Regions from separate parts of the Homo sapiens genome. Here region 2 is linked to region 1. A link is an interaction called in ENCODE POLR2A ChIA-PET data of the cell type or tissue named here. Cell type or tissue: OCI-LY7. All regions are shown on one strand. Each heading gives the region's core, and the rest is flanking DNA. Links, peaks and the distances in the headings are about the cores only.

Region 1 (8,353 bases), core at 2,430-6,429:
GTTGGTTCAGGCGGGAGGTGGGCTCTCAGGAGAGACGGGCCACCGCAGGATCAGTCCCTGAGTTACACCCAAGTGCTCAGCGCTGTTCTCGGCTTTACATTTCTACCTTGATGGGAGTTCTCCTTTCTGGGCGTTCTTATAGAACAAAGTAGAACCCTGAGTTTTGAGTCTGGCGTACGTAACTTCCGATGGCCTTTGCTCGCTGGCGTGTGAAGTTTTTCTCAGACTGCCTCTTCCCACATAGCCCAGGGTTAAGCTTATGCCTTTAAGCTTTAGGCTCTTCAAAGGAGATTTGAATTTGGGGGAAAAGTGTTGCAGAAGTCCTATTGCTCCGGATTGAGGATTGTTATGGGTTCCTGTGTGTTTTTGGCAAGAGGGTGATCGAGGCTCTGCCCATTTAGGAGGGGCTTGACGTTGACACAAGAGTTGAAAAGAAAAAAGGCCCACCGACACCTCTCTACCTAGCCATTTATTCCACAGCAGAAATTGGTTCCTACCCATATGGAATACGTTGAAACCAGACAGACAGGGAGAAAGGGAGGGGAGAATTCACAGTGGCCATTGAAAGGTGTCACTGGAAGTGATTCTTCTTTCTTACTTTTATGCCTTTTTTAATATTTTCAAAATTTTTGACCACAAGTATACCGGAATATTCTTTTATCGTTGGTAGAAAAATAAATAAATAAATGTCTTTCAAAAAACTATATAGAAAAGAAAGCCATCTCACAACAGTTGCTGGGTGCAGAGCGCAGGGCCCAGCCAGACTGTCCATGGTGCAAAGGAGGAAAGTCTGTGTACAGAGACAAAACATAAAAGCTCCCAGAAAGTTGAAGCCGCTGGAAACCCGAGTACAGCTGTAGCAGTGTTTTCAGCAGAAACCGTCAGCCTGGCTTTGCAGCAAGCGCAAACAAAGAGGAAGCACTTAGCACCTCCCTGGCGGGAGGCTCAGCCCCGTCAGGCACCGCAGACAGAAGGGCTGGAATCAAATCCCAGCAGCCCTGCATTGCGCTTCCAAACATTCAGGACTGAGGAGGGCAAAAGACTATCAAACACACAGAAGCTTCCCTACAGGGATGCTCCCCTGCAATCTGGAAACAAGAAGGGATTGAATGTTTTCTCTGCTTCCACCAACTCAAAGGTAACAAGAGAAGGCACCAGAAGAATGGGAAGCAGTCAGGGCCCGGCAAATCACAGTCAGCAAACATCAGTGGTGCCCGAAATTCCATCCTGGGCTCAGGTGGAACTTTGCTCTGGTTCTGCCACTAACTCCCCCACCCCACCCCTACCCAGGTCACCACATTTGGCGACTTTAACTAGTGCTATTACCCTACCCTTGTTTATTTGTTAAGTGCCCATGCTTCCAAGGAGGTGAAAGTCCACTTCCCTGACAGCCTGGGACAAAGGCAGCCTGTGTTGAGTTAGCCTTCCTGCCACACACAGACCCGGCCTCACCTCCAGCAGCCTATCTCGCACAGAAGGTTCCTGTTCCTTGTCTGTTCCTGGGGTTCAGTTTGCCAGCAAAAAGCACTTTACACATAGTTCACTAATGTCATAGGAGGACATCTCTAAAAGTTAAAAAAGTTGGCCAGGCATGGTGGCTCATGCCTGTAATCCCAGCACTTTGGGAGGCTGAGGCGGGCAGATCACCTGAGGTTAGGAGTTCGCGACCAGCCTGACCAACATGGCGAAACCCCGTCTCTACTAAAAATACAAGTGTGGTGGCAGGCGCCTGTAGTCCCAGCTACTCAGGAGCTGAGGCAGGAGAATCGCTCGAACCCAGGAGGCAGAACTTGCAGTGAGCCGAGATCACGCCACTGCACTCCAGCCTGGGAGACAGGGCAAGACTACATCTCAGAAAAAAAAAAAAAAAAGAAAGAAAGACTGCACCAGTTAACTGAAGGTTTGTGTAAATGTACACGAATAAATGTGGGAGCTATTTTTGAAGAAGCAATGTCGTCCACTGCTTCAGTTGGCACACCCATTCGTCTCAGGAAAACAGCCTTTTGGTGACTAAAGTAGAAAAGCTAGAAATGGATGGATACAGTTTATGGCAAACAGAATATCTACAGCCCCATCAGGTCCATAAATGCATTTTAGTTGGCCAACATAGTGTTGCACACATGCAGAAACATTATGTTTTTTACAATCCAGTGTTTCTTGAACCATTAATAGAAGCCTTGGCAAGGCGGGCCCCCTCCTCCCAATTGTAATTGCTGGAACTCTTCAGTTCACCCCAGTTCCACCCTTGCCCCCCGGCCTTCCTTCCCCAGCACACTTCATCATCCCTATGGCCTGCCTGGACCTGGCATTTGGGTCATTTGAGTAACAGCTGCTCTGAGGAATTCACATTGGAACAAAGACCCCCTCTTGTGCCAGTCTGAGATGGCATTTCTCACCTCCATAGTCTGCTCGGGAGGCATACACTCTCTCTTGGTCTCCTGCCCCCTTTCCACCACACATCATCATCTCTGTCCCTCCATGGGCATCACCTCCCACCTCCACATACCCCTGCCAATCCCCCACACATATCATTCATTTGCTCACAGACACCAGCCAAGCCCCCAGCCTCCTGTGAGGTCTCTCACCGGGTCCAGCATGAAGCAGTTGACCCCACAGTCCATGGCAAGGACCAGCATGGTGGCACTGCCATACAGTGCGTAGCCGGCTGCCACCAGGTTCCGGCCTGGTTGCAGAGCATCCTTCTCAGAAGGCTCATCAGTTGATTTCTAGAGCAAGAAAGAAATCAAAGAATGTTTTTGTTTTGTTTTGTGATTCTTTTTTACAGTTCAACCATTAACAGGAGGCATTCTCAAGGTGCTCTTCTAATGAAATAGGGCATCTTCCCAGAGGGGCCTTCCCCTACACATCAGCAATATCCTGATTAGATTATCACGGCAGCCTTCCCACCAGAACCCAGATTTCCTGCATCTGGATTCCTCTTTCCAATTAGGGCCCTCCTCCAATTTTTCTAATGTGATATTCCCTCATCTCTCCACTATCAGTTCCAAAAAAGAGCATGCCTTCTTGCCAGTTCCCACTAATTTAATCTTATTACGGGCATCCATCTCTGTCACCTGCCTACTCCATCTTTATTTAAATAAATTAACACTGGGCTGCAGGGCAGCCAGTCTGCGGAGGAAATCAGTTTTGTGAGCTCTTGCCGCTGCAGCCCATACTCTGCTGAGCATGTGGTCTATATCACTCACACGTCAGGGAAATTCTCAGAAACGTAGGAACTCAGAATATCTCCCCAGAGTCATTATGGGGTAGAGCAGATGCTGTCCAGTGTTTTAACCGTGATGCATGGGAAGAAGCACATTTTACATCACAAACCAGTGCCCCCACACACACACCAAAAAGTTACCAAAATAATACCTACACTTAGAACGTGGCATGTGCCGTAATCCATTTTTTCATTAAAAACACAGCCCACTGGGTCATGTGGTCCAGAGTTTTTCTAACACTAGGGAAGGGAGCCCCTTAAGGAGACAGCTCCTAACCACTGATTTCTTACTATTAATGATTTTCTTCTTTTTTTTTTTTTTTGACACGGAGTCTCGCTCTGTCGCCCAGGCTGGAGTGCAGTGGTGCTATCTCGGCTCACTGCAAGCTCCGCCTCGCGGGTTCACACCATTCTCCTGCCTCAGCCTCCCAAGTAGCTGGGAGTACAGGCGCCTGCCACCACACCCAGTTAATTTTTTGTATTTTTAGTAGAGAGGGGGTTTCACCGTGTTAGCCAGGATGGTCTCTATTTCCTGACCTCGTGATCCACCTGCCTCGGCCTCCCAAAGTGCTGGGATTACAGGCGTGAGCCACTGCGCCCAGCCTGATCTTCTTTATTAACACTGGATTGACCTCTTTGGTCATCAAGACAGCCCCAAACAAATCTTTCAGCTTAACTACTCTCTGCTTGAATTAAGCAGAAATAAAAATATGCAATTTCTCGAACTTCACTTATTCTTTTCCTAGATTCCTGCAGCTGAGCGTAAGCAGGGGCATCTGTATCACGCAGCTGGAGAAGGAAGTCATCCCAGCAAAACATTCCAGGTAATTTCTTCCCATAACTTTCAAAAGGGTGGCCCACAGAGCACCTGCATTAGAATCACCTGGGATATTTATTAAAAATGCACATTCACAGCCGGGGTCATGACTCATCCCTATAATCCCAGCACTTTGGGAGGCTAAGGTAGGAGGATCATTTGAGGCAAGGAGTTTGAGACCAGTTTGTGCAACACTGGGAGACCCCATCTCTACGAAAAAAAATTTTTTTTTAATTAGCCAGGCATGGTGGCATGTGCCTGTGGCTACTAAGGAGGCTGAGGCTGGAGGATCACTTGAACCTGGGAGGTCGAGGCTGCAGTGAGCCATTATCATTCCACTGCACATGCCTGGGTGACAGAATGAGAACCTGCCTCTTTAAGAAAAAGAAAAGAAATGCATATTCTGGGGCTACAGCCTAGACACACTGTCAGACTTTCCATGGCGGGGCCTGAGAATCTGCATTGCACTATGCAATGTGAAGGGGTGACCTTCACACTCAAGTGTAAGAACTTCACATTCAAGCATAACAACTACTCATATAAATGAGAAAACCACAAACCAGAAAACCACAAACCCATTTCTTTCCACCGCTTCCCTGCCCCTCCTAGTTTTCACCTGGGGAGGTGGTTAGTTAGCTGGTTGCACTGGGTTATTTGATTCAGTTTGGTTTGTATTCACCAGACAGTACAGTGGAGCTAAACACAGACTAAACTTACAGGATCAAAACTTTGAGGGAATAATTCCAAGTTTTGCCAATGCACAACCTTGAAAAATGAAATTAATGGCCTTTGTCAACATGCGCTGCCTGTCAGAGGCTCATTTTAACAATCACCAGCTTCCCTTGAAGCCAGGTACACAGTGGGTGGACTCAGGACTCTAACTCTCCTCTCCTCCCACTGCAGGCTTCAAGTAACCAGTTCTCTGCCAATAAAGGCCCCTTTTCCCAGAGATTCACCTCGCCCAGAACCATCCGTGCCGGCCTGTGGCAAAGGTGCAAAAGTAAACAGCCCTTCCCTGACATACGGTCACCAAATGCTCTACATTTATACACTTCCTCGCACGGAATAAAAAATAATAGTAATACTTGTCTATGACCCACATACTCAAAACGAAGAGAAAATTATCCCACTGAGCCATGGATTTGGAGGAATTCTTTTCTAGCCCAGCCCCCAATTTTTTTTTTTTTTTTTTTTTTTTTGGAGACAGAGTCTTGCTCTATCGCCAGGCTGGAGTGCAGTGGCACAATCTTGGCTCACTACAACCTCCACCTCTTGGGTTCAAGTGATTCTCCTGCCTCAGCCTCCCAAGTAGCTGGGATTACAGGCGCCCACCACCACGCCTGGCTAATTTTTTTTTTTATTTTTAGTAGAGATGGGGTTTCACCATGTTGGCCAAGATGGTCTCGAACTCTGGACCTCAGGTGATCCGCCTGCCTCAGCCTCCCAAAGAGCTGGGATCAGCCCCCTTTCTAATTCCTTCCTCCAAATGCTCAGCAATGCATGCCTTTCCTCCAAGGGAAACATATTCCATTCTCCTGCAGATGCCCAGGGACCAATGAGCACGGAGCACTTGGCAAAATCAGAAACCTCTGGACCCTTCCTTTCTCTGCCTATCTGAGGCCACCACCTGCTGTAGGCACTGGCTCCATGTCATCACATATTATTCCATGTCATCACATAAGGAGAAGTAGGCACAGAAACGGAGGGCCTGGGGGAGGAGAGACTGTCACGTCCACAGTGGTCTTTCCTCGGAGCAGAAACCAAACCCTACTTTTCTGAATCTCTGCTTTTGTGGTGGGAGCTGTAAAGGACATTGCAAGTTAGAGTATGTCCAGTAGAGGGTGATCAGGCTAGAGAGAAGTCTCAGATCCCTCTCCTGTGAAAGATGTTCAGCTTAAAGGGAAAAAAAGTGGGTGTGGTGGGCATTATTGGGAGGGCAGAAACACTGTTTCCAAACATGTCAAAGAATCTTATTTTCTTATGCTCTAAACAGCCAAGTGAGCAAAATGAAACAGATTTCAACTCAATATTTGGACAAACCATGATGGTTACCCAGCATTGCAGGAGAATTCGCCCTGTCAGGATGTCTCCAGCCAGACACTGGTGGGGCCAGGCACCGTGGCTCATGCCCGTAATCCCAACACTTTGGGAGGTCGAGGCGGGAGGATCGCCTCAGCCCAGGAGTTCAACACCAGCCTGGGAAACATAGCGAGACCCCCTTGTCTCTACAGACAATACAAAAATTAGCCAGGTGTGGTGGTGCACCTGTAGTCCCAGCCACTCAGGAGGCTGAGGTAGGAGGATGGCTTAAACCCGGGAGGGTGAGGCTGCAGTGAGCCATGATGGCGCCACTGCTCTCAGCCTGGGCGACAGAGTGAGACCTTGTCTCAAAAAAAAGAAAAAAAAGAAGAAAAAAAAAAGGCCGGACGCAGTGGCTCACGCCTGTAATCCTAGCACTTTGGGAGGCCGAGGCGGGCGGATCACGAGGTCAGGAGATTGCCACCATCCTGGCTAACACACGGTGAAACCCCGTCTCTACTAAAAATACAAAAAAAATTAGCCAAGCGTGGTGGCGGGCGCCTGTAGTCCCAGCTACTCGGGAGGCTGAGGCAGGAGAATGGCGTGAACCCGGGAGGCAGGGCTTGCAGTGAGCCGAGATCGTGCTACTGCACTCCAGCCTGGGCGACACAGGAGACTCCATCTCAAAAAAAGAAAAAAAGAAAGAAAAAGGAAGAAGGAAGAAAAGGAAGAAGAAGAGGAGGGAGAAGGAGGAGGGGAAGAAGGCAGAGGAGGAAGGGGGGGACGAGGAGGAGCAGGGGGAGGAGGAGGGAGGGAGAAGGGGGAGGGACAGGGAGAAGAAAGAGAAAGAATAGTAGTAGTCGTGGCCGGGCGCGGTGGCTCACGCCTGTAATTCCAGCACTTTGGGAGGCCGAGGTGGGCGGATCACGAGGTCAGGAGATCGAGACCATCCTGGCTAAAACAATGAAACCCCGTCTCTACTAAAAATACAAAAAATTAGCCAAGCGTGGTGGTGGGCGCCTGTAGTCCCAGCTACTCAGGAGGCTGAGGCAGGAAAATCGCTTGAACCAGGGAGGCAGAGGTCGCAGGGAGCTGAGATGGCGCCACTGCACTCCAGCCTGGGCGACAGAGAGAGACTCTGTCTCAAAAAAGAAATAGTAGTAGTCGGTAGGCCCTGGAAAGATGCTGTGGCAGGAGCTGCATGCAACATGACCACACATCCTTCCACGTGCCTTTCCAGGAATCGTGTAGCAAGGCCTGGTCACCATGGCAGGGTCACAGTTACTGATGCTGCCCCACTGGGCGTGGGCACCATGGTGCGATTCTAGCCAACAATCATCTCTGCAGAAAGCAGGAAAAATCCCCTTGGAAGCATTATAGATGTCTATGTTTATGCCTCATGAGCCCTCAACTGGTTTCAGCTGTTTCAAGCAATCAATAAGGCTTCAAAAAACTGAAATGACTTAGAGGTCTGTGTCATACTCATCATCACTTTCTTTTTATTAATTAATTAATTTATTTATTTATTTTTTGAGACAGAGTCTTGCTCTGTCACCCAGGCTGGAGTGCAGTGGTGCGATCTCGGCTCACTGCAAGCTCCGCCTCCCAGGTTCACACCATTCTCCTGCCTCAGCCTCCCAGGTAGCTGGGACTACAGGGGCCTGCCACCACACCCGGCTGATTTTTTGTATTTTTGGTGGAGATGGGGTTTCACCGTGTTAGCCAGGATGGTCGCAATCTCCTGACCTCGTGATCCGCCCGCCTGGGCCTCCCAAAGTGCTGGGATTACCGGGGTGAGCCACCGCACCAGGCCCCACTTTCTGTCTTTTAAAAAAGTCACTTCTGGTTCATTGAGAAGACAGCCGAGCCTTATTGTTGAGAATTCTGTCATTCATAATTCAAGCTGCTGTTGCAAGCTGGCTTGATTTTTTTTTTTTAGTTGATAGCCAATGTCTCTCAATTTCCCAGGTTTTTTTTCCTTAAAAAGTATTATTTGGGGGGACTGAGATGGAGAATGGGCTTAGTAAACATCAACACTGCTTTAGTTGTGGTTAACACATTAGCCAGATGTCTTCCTCTGCAAGGAAGAATTTTGCTACAAACCTCTCCTGCTATTCTGTGGATTTGATATTTTGCAAGGAAAATTGCATTCTTCCATGTCTACAACAGAAATGGTATGTTCCTTGGCATGACTTGGAAAATGGATAAATTGTTGCCTTTTTGCCTTTCTAGTATGAGAATTTGAATCTTCTATTCCTCAAACTGATTGTGATGTGGATCTGCCTCTTACCCAA
Region 2 (8,353 bases), core at 1,852-5,851, 120 kb before region 1:
TTTTACTGTAGAGACGGGATCTTGCTATGTTGCCCAGGATGGTGTCAAACTCCCTGCCTCAAGTGATCTTTCTGCCTCAGCTTCCCAAAGTGCTGGGATTATATATATGCAGGCGTGAGCCACCTGTGTTCAACTCCCTATTTTCTTTTTTTAATAACAATTTTATTGAAATATGATTAACATATCATACAATTCATTTATCAAATTATGCGATTCAGGCCGGGCGCAGTGGCTAATTCCTATAATTCTAAGACTTTGGGAAGCTGAGGCAAGTGGATCGCTTGAGTTCACAAGTTTGAGACCAGCCTGGGCAACATGGCAAAACAGCATGTCTAGATAAAATACAAAAATTAGCTGGGTGTGGTGGCTTATGCCTGTAGTCCCAGCTACGTGGGGACATGAGGCTGGAAGATCTCTTGAGCCCAGAAGGCCTAGATAGGTTGCAGTGAGACCAGATGGTACCACTGCACCACAGCATGGGTGACATAAGGTGACCCTGTCTCTAAATAAATAACGAAAAGAAAGAAAGTATGCAATTCAGTGGTTTTTAGAATATTCACAGAGCTGTGCATCCATCACCACAGTCACTTTTAGAAGTGATTACCCACTTATGAGGTACCCACTTATGAGTGAGAAACCCTCACCTCTTAGTCACTACCTTCTACTTCCCCCATGTTCCTGTGTCTTTATAGGCAGCCACTGATTTTCTGTCATTGTAGTTTTGCCTAATCTGGATTTTTTATAGAAATAGAAATTGTACAATATATGATCTTTTGTAGTTTGCTTTTTTTTCTCTTAGCACAGTGTTTTCAAATTTCTTTCACGTTATAGTTTGTATCAGGATTTCTTTCCTTTTATAGCTGAGCAATAGTTTATGTTTATCCATTCATCAGTCAATGGACACTTGTGTTGTTTCTTGCATATTGGCTGTCACAAGTCACGCTGCTATAACCACTCACATGCAAGTTTTAGTGTGAACATATATTTTTATTTCTCTTGGATTTACACCCAGGAGTGAAATTGTTACATTATGTGATAACTATACATTTAGCCTTTGAGAAACTGCCACGTTGTTTTTCAAAGTGGTTACACCAGTCAGACCCTGTGTCCAAAAAAAATTAAATAAGTCTACTGTCAAGAGAATTTTCTTTCCAGGTGACTACTGCTCTAAGGAAACCATTTGAACTTTAGTTTTAGCACTTCTGTGCTAAAACTTAAGAAAGATGTTAATGACTATTCATCTTAATTGTCATATCATTTGTTACATGTGATTCACTTAGCTAAATATCACTTAGAAATTCAGAGTTCTGTTTACCAAAGATTTCAAAAAATTTTCCCATGAAACAGCCCAGTCTTGAAATGAAAAGTTATATATGCATAAGATTGCCTGTCACACACCGGACAAACCAATTAAAGGAAGTAGAAATTGTCATATGTCTCAGAATAGATTGTATGTAACATTCTCAAATCTAGGTGAGATTAGATTTGAGATTAGCTGACTTTGAAGAGAGTTAGTCTTTTTTTTTTTTTTTTTTGAGACAGACTCTTGCTCTGTTGCCTAGGCTGGAGTACAGTGGTGTGATCTCAGCTCACTGCAACCTCTGCCTCCCGGGTTCAAGTGATTCTTCTGCCTCAGCTTCCCAAGTAGCTGGGACAATGGCGTGCGCCACCACACCCAGCTAAGTTTTGTATTTTTGATAGAGACAGGGGTTTCACTATATTGGCCAGGCTGGTCTCAAACTCCTGACCTCAGGTGATCTGCCTGCATCGGCCTCCCAGAATACTAGCATTACAGGCGTGAGCCACCATGCCCAGTCTCAGCTAGTCTTTTGACTGATGGATGTTTAACATCTCAGCAAAGTTCCTTTCATGCACATGAATTAGTTACACTAACTTCTCCTAGATTTGTTAGAAGAAAAAGGAGTTATCTTCAGTTTGTTTGTTTGTTTTTGAGATGATGTCTCACTCTGTCGCCCAGGCTGGAGTGCAATGGCGCAACCTTGGTTCACTGCAGCCTTGACCACCCAGGTTCAAGCAGTTCTCCTGCCTCAGCCTCCCCAATAGCTGGGATTACAGGTGTGCACTACCACACCTGGCTAATTTTTGTATTTTTAGTATATACAAGATTTCACCATGTTGGGCTCAAACTCCTGACCTCTGCTGATCTGCCTGTGTTGGCCTCCCAAAGTGCTGGGATGACAGGCATGAGCCACTGTGCCTGGCCTTACGTTATTCTTTTTCAAGGAAATGAAACCTTCCTTCAGAATTGCTATATTGCCTTAATTTCATGAATATCTGAGTGGCCAACAGACTAGGCAAACAAAACATACATGTGTAACTGCCTCATGGAACTTACGGATTACAGAGGGAGACAGGTACTAAATATTCCTGCAAATAAATATGTGATTTCAAAGTGTGATAAATACTTTGTAGAAAATAAATAGAATGCTGTAACATAGAGGAGAATAAAGGAGGAAACGTCTTGTAGATCAATTGAGCAAGGAAGACCTCTTTGAAACAGTAGAATTTTAGCTGCAAGCTGGTCATTGATAGGTTTTAGCCAAATAAAGAGATGTGGGAAGAGCTTATGCAAGGCAAAAGCCATGTGTACCTGTTAATGTCAGGAGCCACTTCAGTGGACACTGTGTTGGAGGAAAGGGCTTGGAGAGGCAGATAGGATTGTTTTATTCTAAGTGCTGTAGGAACCCCATGAAAGGTCTTAAGCCTGGATGTGAAATCCATTTTATATTTTAGAGGTCACTGTGGCAATTTTTAAATAAATGAATTGTACTCATACATTTTCTAAGTCTGTTGGTGTTACCTATGAAGAAAATATACAGTATTTAAAAAATTTAAATAAGATAAATGTACTTTGTAAATAGGCAATTATACTTCGATGAGCTTTGTGGTGTTGCTATGTGAAATGTTAAGATAGTGGTAGGAAAACCAAGCTTGGGGTTCCTCAGCGTTGTTCATTTGCCACAGCTTTTGAAAGACAGGTAGGCACATGGTGGAACTTAATTACTTTAGACTCTTGAGTCCTAGTCTGCCCTTGGACTCTCAGGTTCTAGGCAGAGAGAGAGATGTAGAAGTGAGATGCAGAAGTGTGTAGATTCTAAAGGGTGTAGAATTTGGAAGAAGATGATGGGAAGGTAGAAATATTTATGTGAATGTAGGCAGTGTTGGAGCAGGAGAAAGGGAATAGCAAACAGAGATAAGAAGGGTCAGCAACTTTCAGTAACCTGAACCATTCACTTTTTGCCCCATTTTATAACTACTCTGGAGGCTGAGGTGGGAGGATCGCTTGAGCCCAGGAGGTTGCAGCAGCAGAGGGCTGGACATGGGGGCTCACCTGCTTGTCTCTGTGACCGTAGATATACTAAAATGCTGAAGTCAAATACGGATTTTGCAAGTAAAATACTGTTAGAATTTGAGCCTTTCAGTTCATTCTTTTTTGGGTATTATATTGATATATTTCAAAAATTCACATTAAAGTATAATCAACTGTGTCCTTTTGTGGAAACGTGTTGATTTGCCATGCCATAGGAAAGCAGAGGATACATGTCTGAAAGTAAAAGATAGTGATGATACAAAATTACATTTGACATTTTGCAAAGATTTTTCTGTCCTTGAGCAATGTTTGATGGAGAAGTATATGTTAATAAATATTGTAATAAATATTGTTCTGGAATATAATTTAAAAATTCAATGTCTATTTTGACAGGCCAGTAGCAGGATATGCTAACCTGTGTCCAAATATGATCTCTACCCAGCCTCAGGAGTTTACTGGGATGCTGTCCACAGTGAAACAGATTATTCATGCCCTGATAAATTCTACCATTACTTTCTTTCCTTCATGCCTTGATTTTCTGCTTATTAGGTTCTCGTTTTTATACATATATTCCATTTTAAGATGATATGGATTCCTAGATTCATGTTCAATAAAAATACACAAATTAGTGGCGCATGGTGGTGTGCACCTGTGGTCCCAGCTGCTGGGAGGCTGAGGTGGGAGCATGGCTTGAGTCAAGGCTGCAATGAGCTAAGATTGTGCTGCTGCACTCCAGCCTGGTGATAAAGGCAGACCTTGTATCAAACAAGAAGATTTATAAAGCTTTTTCCTCCCTTAAAATTCTAAGATTTAAGAATTAATGATACTGAAAGGCCTATGAAAGTATGTAGATATGGCAGAGCCTGCGCTGCTGCTGCTGTTTGTTTGTTTTTTAAGGCATTACCATGGCTTACTGCAGCCTCAACCTCCTGGGCTCCAGTGATCCCACCTGAGCCTCCCAAGTAGCCGGGACTGCAGACATGTGCCACTACACTCGGCTAATTTTTTTTTTTTTTTTTTTTTTTTTTTTTTTGTGTGTGTGGTAGAGACATGGTCTCGCTGTGTTGCCCAGGCTGGTCTCAAACTCCTGGACTCAAGTGATCCTCCCAAAGTGTTGAGATTAGAGGGGTGAGCCACTGAGTCCAGCTCCCTGCTGCTGCAACCTTTTGGGCTCAAGCAATCCTCCCACCTCAGCCTCCAGAGTAGCTGGGACCACAGGCACGCACCACCACACCCCACTAATTTTTGTATTTTTAGTACAGATGGGGTCTTGCCATGTTGCCCAGACTGTTCTTGAACTCCTGGGCTCAAGTGATCCTCCACCTCAGCCTCCCGAAGTGCTAGGATTACAGGCATGAGCCACTGTGCCCGGCCCTTCTGTTGCCGCTTCTGATAACCATGTGAAAATCCTTATAGGGAGAAAGTAGTGATGACTTACCACTTTCTCAAATTAAAGGAAAGGAAATGATCAGCTAAATAATTTTTTACATGTATATTTGAGCACATACAAATGCTTGTCTTCACAGACATTTTGAATTAAGTTTATCTATTGTAAGCAAATGTCAGTCTTGGCCATGCATCTCAGTGTGCTGCTTTTATCTTTACAGCTCTTGTTCAGAAGTGATACCTGAAACATTCTCAAAAAAGGAAGAAAGGCCGGGAGTGGTGGCTCTCCCCTGTAATCCCAGCACTTTGGGAGGATTCTGCTATATATATAAGAAGGCCAAAATAACTTTAAAACGCAGACAGACTTTCAGAACCATTTCATAAAGTACACAAACACACACACACACACACACACACACACACACAGAAGACAGGAATTAAAAACACAACAGCTGGTGCGCTTCATGGTTTTAAAACTCTTAATGGTGCCTGGAAATATAATTATAGCACAGTAATAGATGTTTATAGTATTTATACTGTATATAAATTGAAAATACTGTATTTTAGAAAATTTCTCATTAGAAATATTTACCTCAAGTAATTAGAATTTAAAATTTATAAATATGGAACACTTAATTGTTCGATTCCAATGTGTGAGAAGTTCCTATAGAAGCATTGGCGTGGTGCTTTTATGTCCCAGTTGGTATCAGTGCTCTCTTTTGATCACAGGCCTGTAATCAGCGTTGATATTTTTCACATTAAGACATTTTGAACTTTTTCTTACAGGGTTTCTCTGCTGGGCTGTTTGCATTTTGCCATGATGAAGATGGAAATCCTCTCACTTCAAGATTTGCAGATGGCCTCCCACTTTTTAATTTTAGGTTTTTTTTTTTTTTTTTTTTTTTTTGAGACGGAGTCTCGCTCTGTTGCCCAGGCTGGATGGAGTGCAGTGGCGTGATCTTGGCTCACTGCAAGCTCCGCCTCCCAAGTTCACGCCATTCCCCTGCCTCAGCCTCCCGAGTAGCTGGGACCACAGGTGCCCACCACCATGCCTGGCTTATTTTTTGTATTTTTAGTAGACAGGGTTTCACCGTGTTAGCCAGGATGGTCTCGATCTTCTGACCTCGTGATCCGCCCGCCTCGGCCTCCCAAAGTGCTGGGATTACAGGCATGAGCCACCGCGCCTGGCCAATTATAGGTATTTTTCATTTCTGTTCTTGTTCTCCTCTATTAGAAGGGTGCCAAGACTAGAATCTGAGAATCATAGCATATTAGATGCCATAAATAATAACGTCTTTATGGCAAACCCATCGAAATTGTAGATAATAAAACAAAATAGGGTATAAGAGGCCATTTTATGAAAACATAACTTGTGAGATAGGCAATATTTACATAACGATGTAAGTAAGGAGGAGAGAGATACCCATACACAAGAACCATTCTTAAGCTGATAATTTGCAGTGCTTTCTTGCATTGAGCATATTCCTCAAAAGCATCAAACCTTCTGGCCAGGCACAATGGCTCGTGCCTGTAATCCTAGCACTTTGAGAGGCTGAGGTGGGCTGATGGCTTGAGCCCGTGAGTTCAAGACCAGCCCAGCAATGTGGCAAAACCCTATTTCTACAAAAAAAAAAAAATAGAAAAATTAGCCGAGCATGGTTGCATGTGCCTGTAGTCCCAGCTATTCAGGGTGCTGAGGTCAAAGGATCAGTTGAGCTCAGGAGGTTGAGAATGCAGTGAGCTGTGATCACGCACCTGCAGTTTAGCCTGGGTGACAGAGCAAGACTGTCTCAAGAGAAAAAAAAGAGAAACCTTTCAGTAAAAGTGAAGATTAAATAGAGTAATAAATTCAGTTGTTACAGATAAAAGAATTGGATTTGGCTTTAAGCTGTGTATTTGGGGAAACAATCTGAAGTATGAATGGTAAAGAGAGACTGGAGTGATTAATAAGGTAAAAACTTTATTTTCCGGCTGGCTTTGTTCACTATTTATGTTTAAACATTGCCTTGCCATGGAAACAGATAAAGGAATTAAAAACAACCTCTTTAAGGCATGGGTAGATGAACAGATACGTGATAACAAATATAACAAAATGTTAATTACAGAATCTAGGTGAGCTGGTTACTGATTGTAAGAGTGTTTATTAAACAATTCTTTTAATGTTTTGTATGTTTGAGATTTTTATAAAACAATATTGGAGAAGAAAACTCTCTTTATGTTTTCTGTTCTTTTGCTGAGAATGAGAGATTTATAGGGAAAATGGCAGAAGCAGTCTAGGGAATAAGCCAGAAAAAAATGATTTAGGTTACAGGGAAAAATAAAAATTGATATCCATCATAATTTTCTGTAATAGATAAATATGTTACTTTTGTAGTAGTGCTTTTATTTATGCAGGATAGATTTCCCAAACTGGGATTGCTGATTTAAAATCTGTTTACACTATAAATTTTAATAGAAACTGCCATACTACATTTTTTTTAAAAAAAGGTATAGCAAAGCAGATTCCTACCAGGCGTGTATGAATGCTCGTTACCAGTTTATCAGTATTGGATATTATAGATCTTTTTTATTTTTTAAGCCCAATTTGATGGATGAAAGATGGTATCTCATTGTTGTATTTCCAGGACTATAGTGAGGTTTTAGCCATTTGCATTTTCTCTTTGTACACTGCCTATTTATTTTCCTTGTCCTGTCTTTTAGGTTAATTTTCCCTTTCTAATCACATTGTAGGAGTTCTTTATAAGTTAGAGATAATACCCCTTTTCATGTTTATTATAAATATTTCTCCTAGTTGTTTATCGTTTTACTTCATTTATCATGCTTTTGCCACGTATAGAAAAATTCTTAAGTTTTTTATCACTAAATTCATCTATCTTTTTTTTTTTTTTTTTTTTTTTTGAGATGGAGTCTCACTATATTGCCCAGGCTGGTCTTGAACTCCTGGGCTCAGGCAAGCTTCCTGCCTCAGTCTTTCAAGCAGCTGGGACTATGGTCATGTGCCACTGTACCCAGATGTTTTTTTCTTTGTTGCTTAAGGCCTCAAAAGATTATAAAAATATTCTCTTACATTTATTCTAATAAATTATTATTCGGCTTCTCAACATTTGTAGGTTCGATCCATTTGAAACTTTTTTGATTTATGTATTTTGGGATTCTTTTGTAGGGTGCATATATGTTTATAATTGTTATATCTTTATGCTGGATTTACACTTTTTTTGGGGGGGACAGGATCTCACTCTGTTGCCCAGGTTACAGTGCAGTGGCATAATCATGGCTCACTGCAGTGTTGAGCTTCCCAGGCTCAGGTAATCCTCCTACCTCAGCCTCCTGAGTAGCTGGGACTACAAAAGTGTGCCACTATGCTCGTCTAATTTTTTATTTTTATTTTTATTTTATTATTATTTTTTGAGATGGAGTCTCTGTTGCCTAGGCTGGAGTGTAGTGGTGCAGTCTCAGCTCACTGCAACCTCCACTTCCCAGGTTAAGGTGATTCTCCTGCCTCAGCTTCCCAAGTAGCTGGAATTACAGGCATGTGCCACCACGCCTGGCTAATTTTTGTATTTTTAGTAGAGACGAGGTTTCACCATGTTGGCCAGACTGGTCTCATTCTCCTGACCTCAGGTGATCTGCCCACCT

Evidence for each region. Peaks named below come from ENCODE experiments on the same cell type or tissue, not always from the same donor. Only the 100,000 strongest peaks of a DNase experiment are listed, where the experiment ranks them.
Region 2: POLR2A ChIA-PET joins it to region 1 with 8 read pairs; 4 of 35 experiments call an interaction of 5 or more read pairs at or near these places.

The regions. Positions count from the first base shown.
Region 1 is chr9:94,607,336-94,615,688 of GRCh38, forward strand. It overlaps FBP1 (fructose-bisphosphatase 1), which reads right to left. Exons shown (of 7, transcript NM_000507.4): 4 at 2,586-2,726. Among named protein-coding and RNA genes, the nearest start is that of FBP2, 18 kb to the left of the region's middle. RefSeq lists enhancers at 710-1,211, 2,640-3,139. In OCI-LY7, for the core only: no CTCF peak of the experiment used is centred there; a DNase peak (open chromatin) is centred at 4,526.
Region 2 is chr9:94,492,553-94,500,905 of GRCh38, forward strand. All of the region lies in intron 1 of LOC107987100 (a long non-coding RNA gene), which reads right to left. It also overlaps the pseudogene LOC100421692. Among named protein-coding and RNA genes, the nearest start is that of PCAT7, 58 kb to the right of the region's middle. In OCI-LY7, for the core only: no CTCF peak of the experiment used is centred there; a DNase peak (open chromatin) is centred at 4,039; H3K27ac peaks cover 2,859 bases.